Linked DNA regions of Mus musculus: region 1 is linked to region 2. A link is a contact called in ENCODE Hi-C or POLR2A ChIA-PET data. All regions are on one chromosome and are shown on one strand. The core of a region is the stretch at or near the end of the contact, and the rest is flanking DNA. Distances in the headings are between cores, read along the strand shown.

The links. A loop is a pair of places that touch in the nucleus more often than their neighbours do. ChIA-PET counts read pairs that join two places held with the same protein, here RNA polymerase II (POLR2A).
Region 1: a map of mouse embryonic stem cell shows a loop between it and region 2 (2.7-fold over the local background). The contact joins the promoter of Kcnc3 here to the promoter of Spib in region 2. A Hi-C loop is called at or near these places in 1 of 37 maps with a recorded cell type or tissue (mouse embryonic stem cell). POLR2A ChIA-PET finds 5 or more read pairs at or near these places in 4 of 5 experiments (Patski and embryonic stem cell).

The regions. Positions count from the first base shown.
Region 1 is chr7:44,588,992-44,592,336 of GRCm38, forward strand. Kcnc3 (potassium voltage gated channel, Shaw-related subfamily, member 3) reads left to right here and starts at 1,895. Exons shown (of 4, transcript NM_008422.2): 1 at 1,895-2,767. The coding sequence starts at 1,895.
Region 2 is chr7:44,530,156-44,533,539 of GRCm38, forward strand. Spib (Spi-B transcription factor (Spi-1/PU.1 related)) reads right to left here and starts at 1,916. Exons shown (of 6, transcript NM_019866.1): 1 at 1,876-1,916; 2 at 1,068-1,095. The coding sequence starts at 1,898. It overlaps Pold1 (polymerase (DNA directed), delta 1, catalytic subunit), which reads right to left. Exons shown (of 27, transcript NM_011131.3): 25 at 3,218-3,270; 26 at 3,049-3,146; 27 at 2,589-2,739. The coding sequence ends at 2,634.

The sequences.
Region 1 (3,345 bases), core at 645-3,144, 59 kb after region 2:
GATAAGTGACCGAGAGAGAGAACCTGATACCTAGAGGAGGGGGACAAAGACCCAAAGGAGAAAGGAGAGATCCACATATAGAGACATGGAGAAACAGATTTAGAAAAGAGAAACCGGATACGTAGAGTGGTGGGGACAGGTAGGAGGACAGAGACAGCGGAGAAAGGTGACAAACACACATTAGCGGGAACGGGTCTGGAGACGGGAATACGAACCCGCGTAAAGCCTGCAGAGGAAGGCGAGGAGCCAGCGACCGCCGCAGCCCGTGACCCGCCCTCTTCGTTCCCGCAGGCGCCTCCTCCCGCTGCAGCCCCCGCCGCAGCCACTGCACTCGCGCACTGCCGGCCCTGCGCCTAAGACCGCCCAGAGGGCGGGGCCTACCCGCTCGGAGGTGTGAGGTCTTTCCTCTGGCTTCTCACTTTTCCCTCCATAACCCCGCCCCTTCCCAATGGTCCCGTCTGACCTCGTGGCTGAGAGGCTGTTGTCCGTGCTCCCGGTGGCGCTCTTTCCTGCATGCCTGGTCCCCACTCCTTTACCCATCTCTTGGCCCTTCTGTCTGCACTCTTTGTTGTCTACGCTTCATCCCCTTTCTTCCACCAGCTGGCAACTTTTGCCCCTTCCCTAAGACGTAGTGGACCATCCTCCGGGGTCTCTACCAATGAATCTCTCTATTCCAGCCCACCCCCAGCCCCGTGCCCAGCAATGAGTGTCCTTCCCCTAACAGGCATCTCATTTCCAGAACTCCATCCCACCAGCCTGGAGGCTTCTGGCTCTCTAAATGCTCATTTTTAGCGCCCCACTTTGCCATCCACTTACTAGTCGCATCTTCCTCTGGACTATTGAAGGTGTTTCATATAAGATATAGACCCTGTCCATCTGCCTGTGTCTCCCATTCGTCCGGATCCTCTTCGCCCAGGTCTAACCCCGTCTAACGAAGTCCAAATTTGCAACATCCAGTTGGACATGGTGGTGCTCATCTGTCATCTCAGCTACTTGGGATGCTAATGTTGAAGCAGGAGGACAGCGAACCTAAGACCTCCCTCAACTCCACAACTTGCAGCCTCCGCCCCTCCCCAGCTTTCATCCAGAGGCTCCCAGGCCTCGCCTTCCTTCCTTTACCATAGCGTCCCAGTATCTTCCGCTTCGACTGTCTCCTGTGAGTTTTTTTATTTAATCAAGTTCCAACTCCACCTCTAGTTCCCTTGTACCGCCCTCACCCCAGTTGAGACCCTCCCCCCTCATTGTCGCGGCCCAATAAGGATTGTTAATAATCTCTTGGGCTCGCTGCATCCAATTACTCCTACTTTCCCGTTCATTTGCCTTTTCAGTGCAGGTCCCGCCTGCCCGGGCTCTAGGCAATTTGTTTTCTTTTTGTCAGCTTCTCTTGTTGTGACTTCTTTCCCCCCACCCACCACCCCCCAACCCGTTCCTCACCCCTACCCCCACCAGAATTGATAGGCCTTTTTTTTTCGAGGCAGAGTCTCATGCAGCCCAGGCTGGCCTCTATCTCACTTTGTAGCATGACCTTGAACGCCTGATCCCCCTTCCTTCACGGTACCTGGCTCTTTCCCATACCTGGCTCTGAGGTCTCCATTTTCGCTGTGCTGCTGAGTTAGGCATTTTTAGGGTCCCCTTGACGCCCCGCCCTCTCCTAGGTAGGATCCAATCCCTGAGCTTTCTGTGCAACCCCACCTCCTCTAGCTAGGCTGGGTCGGAGTCTGCCTAGCCGTGGCCCCGCCCAGTCGCTCAGCCCAATCAGCTCGTGCCCTCCCTCCACCTGCCCAATCACACCCTCCCATCCATTCATCGCCTCCTCCTGTCCAATCACGTCTGCCTCTCTACCCGGGCCCCGCCCCCGAGACCCTGCCCCCTCCCAGCCCCGCCTCCCTGTCCAATGCTCAGTTCAGTGTGCGTCTGGTCGTTCCGCGGGCGCCAGGGGACCGGCAAGCAGCAGCCTCAGCCGGTGCCAACGCCGCAGCCGCCTGAGTCCTCACCGCCGCCTCTGCCGCCGCCGCAGCAGCAGCAGTGCTCTCAGCCCGGCACTGCCGCCTCCCCGGCGGGTGCCCCGCTTTCCTGCGGGCCTGGGGGCCGGCGTGCCGAGCCATGCCCCGGGCTGCCGGCGGTGGCCATGGGGCGGCACGGCGGCGGCGGCGGCGACAGCGGTAAGATCGTGATCAACGTGGGCGGCGTGCGCCATGAGACGTACCGCTCCACGTTGCGCACCCTGCCAGGGACCAGACTGGCCGGGCTGACCGAGCCCGAGGCGGCCGCGCGCTTTGACTACGACCCGGGCACGGACGAGTTCTTCTTCGACCGTCACCCGGGCGTCTTCGCCTACGTGCTCAACTACTACCGCACCGGCAAACTGCACTGCCCGGCCGACGTGTGCGGGCCGCTCTTCGAGGAGGAGCTGGGCTTCTGGGGCATAGACGAGACGGACGTGGAGGCCTGCTGCTGGATGACCTATCGCCAGCACCGTGACGCTGAGGAGGCACTGGACTCTTTCGAGGCCCCGGACTCCTCGGCCAACGCCAACGCCAACGCCGGAGGCGCGCACGATGCGGGACTGGACGACGAGGCGGGCGCAGGAGGCGGCGGCCTGGACGGGGCAGGCGGCGAGCTCAAGCGTCTGTGTTTTCAGGACGCGGGCGGAGGTGCCGGAGGACCTGCCGGGGGCGCGGGCGGCGCGGGCGGCACCTGGTGGCGGCGCTGGCAGCCCCGTGTGTGGGCGCTTTTTGAGGACCCCTACTCGTCGCGGGCTGCCAGGGTGAGCGCGCTCTCCGAGCACTCCTAATTATCCCAACCGCTCTGTTTCCGGAGCACTCCATCCCAGTGTCCCTCCTCCTCTTGAGCCCTCCAGTTCTCTGGAAGCCCTTCCTCCTTGCAGCTGGAGTTCCCTGCACCCCTGCAAACACACCCCTCTCTTTAGACCACCCTTCCAAGGACACCTCCCGAAAACTTAAGCGTCCCTGGGACCTTCTAAACCCCAACTCGCTGCTGCTCCTAGTCATCATAGATCCTGGGGAACAGCTTCCTAGCTGGATTTCCCTGACAGTCCTACCCCACCTTTCTCACACACCTTCTGAGACCTTTGGCAGGTCCCCAGAATGGCCTCAGCCTCTTCAAAACTTCTCCCACTGTCCCTTGAACACTCCAAAGCCATTTTCTTATTCCCGATCCTCAGTGTCCCAGGTCCCACCCATCTCCAGACCCTCTGAAGTTCCATCTCCATCTCTCCCTCCTTGGAGCCCTCCCTCATTCTCCCTGGGCCCAACTCCTAGATCTGTTTTTCTCTCAACTTTGGGCCTCCTGGCTGTTTGTGATCTTCTGCTCTTAGCTCTCAAA
Region 2 (3,384 bases), core at 666-3,165:
AACTCACTCTGTAGCTCAGGCTGGCCCAGAGCTTAGAGCAGCTGTTTAGCCTCATCCAATGAGTATGGGGTGACATGCATTCACCACCTTCTTTAACCAGGACACCAGTTCACCTCAACAACTGCATGCTGCTTCAGCCACAGCCATTGTAGAAGCAGTGGAGACTAGACTTAGAGCAGATCGACTCTCGAACAACCCCTGCTGTTCGTGCAGCGGGGATGGAAACCTGTGTGCGCAGAGCATCCTCAGGCAGCTCTGCTCAGACCCCAGATCACAAGCATCTCAGCAAGTGGGATAAACAAACTATGGCCGCTTTGGTGGGCGGTAGACCATGCAGCAAAGGGAAAGAACAGGTACCTAACATACCATGGAAGGAAAGAGGCCAGGTGTCCCACAGACCTAAATATAAGTCACTTTAAACATTCAAATGAACCAGTATAAAATATGGGGTGAGTCGGCCTAGGAAGGGACTCCAGAACAATGGAAAATTTTCTAGATCTGGGTCTGGTAATGGCTACAGAGGTATACACCATGAAGGCACTCACTGATGCACACCCAAGACGTCAATTCTAAATAACCTACGAGTCAGGTGCCTCTCCTGGATATCCCCAGTACTGAGGGGTGCCTAGGGAGTTTGAAAGCCAGACAGGAGAAATCCTGTCTCAGTTCAAACCAAACCATACCAAACCAAACCAAACCAAACCAAACCAAACCAAACCAAACCAACAAAACTCAAGGCAGAAGGGCTTCTCCACCACCATAGAAAAAGTCATTGTTGGGTTATGAGTTCAAAAATGTTGGGAAAAATAGTGTCCAAAATACTACAGTTAAAAGGTGTAAGATCCATAACTCCAAAGAAGAGGCCATACAGGGCTAGACAGGTACACAAGGTCTCAGAAGTAGCCCGGAGTTTGAGGAAAATAACAGAAAGGTGTGGTGGGGATGGGGGTCGGGGGAGACAGAGACTGGAAACTGAGGCCAGAAGTAGATGATCTAAGTAAGGTTAGTTCCCATGGGCTATACCGGGCCGCCACATACTCTGGTGGGGGGGGGGGTGTCCAACTCACCAAACAGCTTAAGTGTGGGCCATCCAGCCTGGCAGGAGAGAGACACAGGGGCATGTCAGGGCCGCCCTCAGCCACCTGAGTCTCAAAGTGGTTGTGGGGCCCAGAGGGGAGATGGTGGCAGCTGTGATCACCCACCACAGCTCTGCAGTCTGTGGGCTGTCCCTGTGTGCGCCCAGCCTTCTCCTCCAGGCCCCCCCACAACCCTATCGGGACAGGAAGTAGGGGGCGGGTGCCAGGCAAATGTCCCCCACTCTCCCTGGGATTTGCATGCACAGACGCTGGGGGAGGCAGGGAAAGTAGGGGAGAAAGTCCCCAGACAGCTGGGGACAGGCTGGCCAGAGAACTGGGTTTGAGTGTCTTAGTAAGTCTGGCTGAGACTAGGAGCAGCAATGAACTAAAGAGCCAGGCTAGCAAGGAATACAGTAAGGGGGGTGGGGGGGGTGAGCTAAGCAGTTCATTTCTGGTGCCCCAGGATGGGCAGCCAGGGCAGAACCAAGAACCAAAGGAAACGCTGGACAGAAGAAACTAGAAACAGACAGAACTCAAGGTGCAGAGGGCCAGAAAATGAGCCATGCAATACTGTCAAGGACAGACGGCACACCTGGGAACACCTAGGCAGGATGGGGTCAGGGCGGGTTGTGGAGTGGGGGTGTCTCCAGAACACACCATCTCTGGAACCTTGTCTAGGAAGACAGAGCTGATGGAGATTCACCCCCTTATCACCTGCCTCTGGGTGCCACAGAAGCTGAGGATGCTGTGCTGAGTGGGGTGGGGGTCCCAAGAACAGGATTGGGGGTTACCCACTTACTGTGCAGCCTCCAGAGCAAGCATGGTGGTTCAGAGCAGGCTAGGCTGGCTCTGGCCACCACTCCTATATATATTTGGCCCAGCCTCCGCCTACCTACCCCCAGGGGCGGGCCATGGGGGCCCTCCTCAAAAATCCCCTCTGGGAGGGGTCTGGATTGCACAACCCTCTAGTCACATGGCAGAGAGGGTGGGCCTAGGAGCCATCTGGATTTGGGGATCCCCACCATTGGGGATGGAAGGCTGACATGGAGAGAATTGCTGAGAAAGGGGAGTGAGACAAAAGATTTGCAGGCCCTGGGGACAGGATGTCAGAGGGACCAATGGTGACCAGGACAGGATGGCAGGGAACATGAAGCCCAGACACAGTATGAGGACAGGGAATCTCCCAAGAGCTGAGGGGAAGCCCGGGGAGACAGACCACCAGGACCCTCTGGTGGGAGCTACTCCATGGCTGTGCCGTGACAGGGAGGGTCCCATGTTGCCCTGAGGTGTGCTAGGGGCTGCCCCAGGCCTGGACAGCACCTAATGCCAGCTGGGTGGCCACCAGTCCCCTGGGGAGGGGCAAAACAGAGTAGTAGGGTCCCATGCTGGGTTTCAGAGGGAAAACAGAGATGTCAGTCCTGTGTGGACACAGGCAGGCACACTGGGGCTCCAGAGGGTTGTACAGAGTCTACACCATGAAACCCAACCTGTTCCCAAAGACCACAACACACAGCCAGTAGCAAAAGATCTGAACTTTATTCCTTGTCCCGTGTCAGGTCACCAGGCCTCAGGGCCGGGCGGTCCAAAGCGCTGCAGCAGCCGTTCCTGGTCTTCCAGGTCCTTGCGCACCTTCTTGCGCATGTAGAAGATGGGACAGTCACGGCTGCGGAGGATGGTGGTCAGGGGCTGTTCCCAGGACTTTGACCCCTTCCTGCTGCCCACCCAGGGGAGGGGGCTGTTTGCTTATCGGGCATAGGGAAGCCGATAACAGCAGTACCCCTAGAGGTAGACAGCTGTATATCAGCTGTCACCTGGCGTGGGAACCCGCCCCGCCCGCCTGTTCCCTGGGGAAAGCCCGGCCCCACCCCGGGGGAGGCTAGGCAGAGACCAAGCCCAGGCAGACCCTGCCCATTCTGCAGTGAGGTCCCACAGCTGGGTCAGGAGTCTGATGGCAGGAGGGGGGAGGGCACACCTGGTACAGATGACGTCCTCATGCAAGCTGCCCTGGCAGCGTTGACACTGTGTCCAGAGGCGAGAGAACCGTTCTTCCAAGGCATTCAGGTGTGACACCTGGGGACACAGTGGCTTGAGCAGGGCTGTTCGGATCAGGCGTGCTCCAGCTCCCTCCCTGCCTCACTCACCTCCTTCTGATAGAGCTCCGACTCCCGTGGCTGACAGAACTTACACACGGCTCCTGGGGGTGGGGTGGGTGAGCACAGAGGTATTGGGACCAAGCCAGGTTCTAGTCTCCATCCCTGCATCTCTTCTCCACCCGCTGCCCATCCCGGCTTCTGAAAGTCCCCAGAGG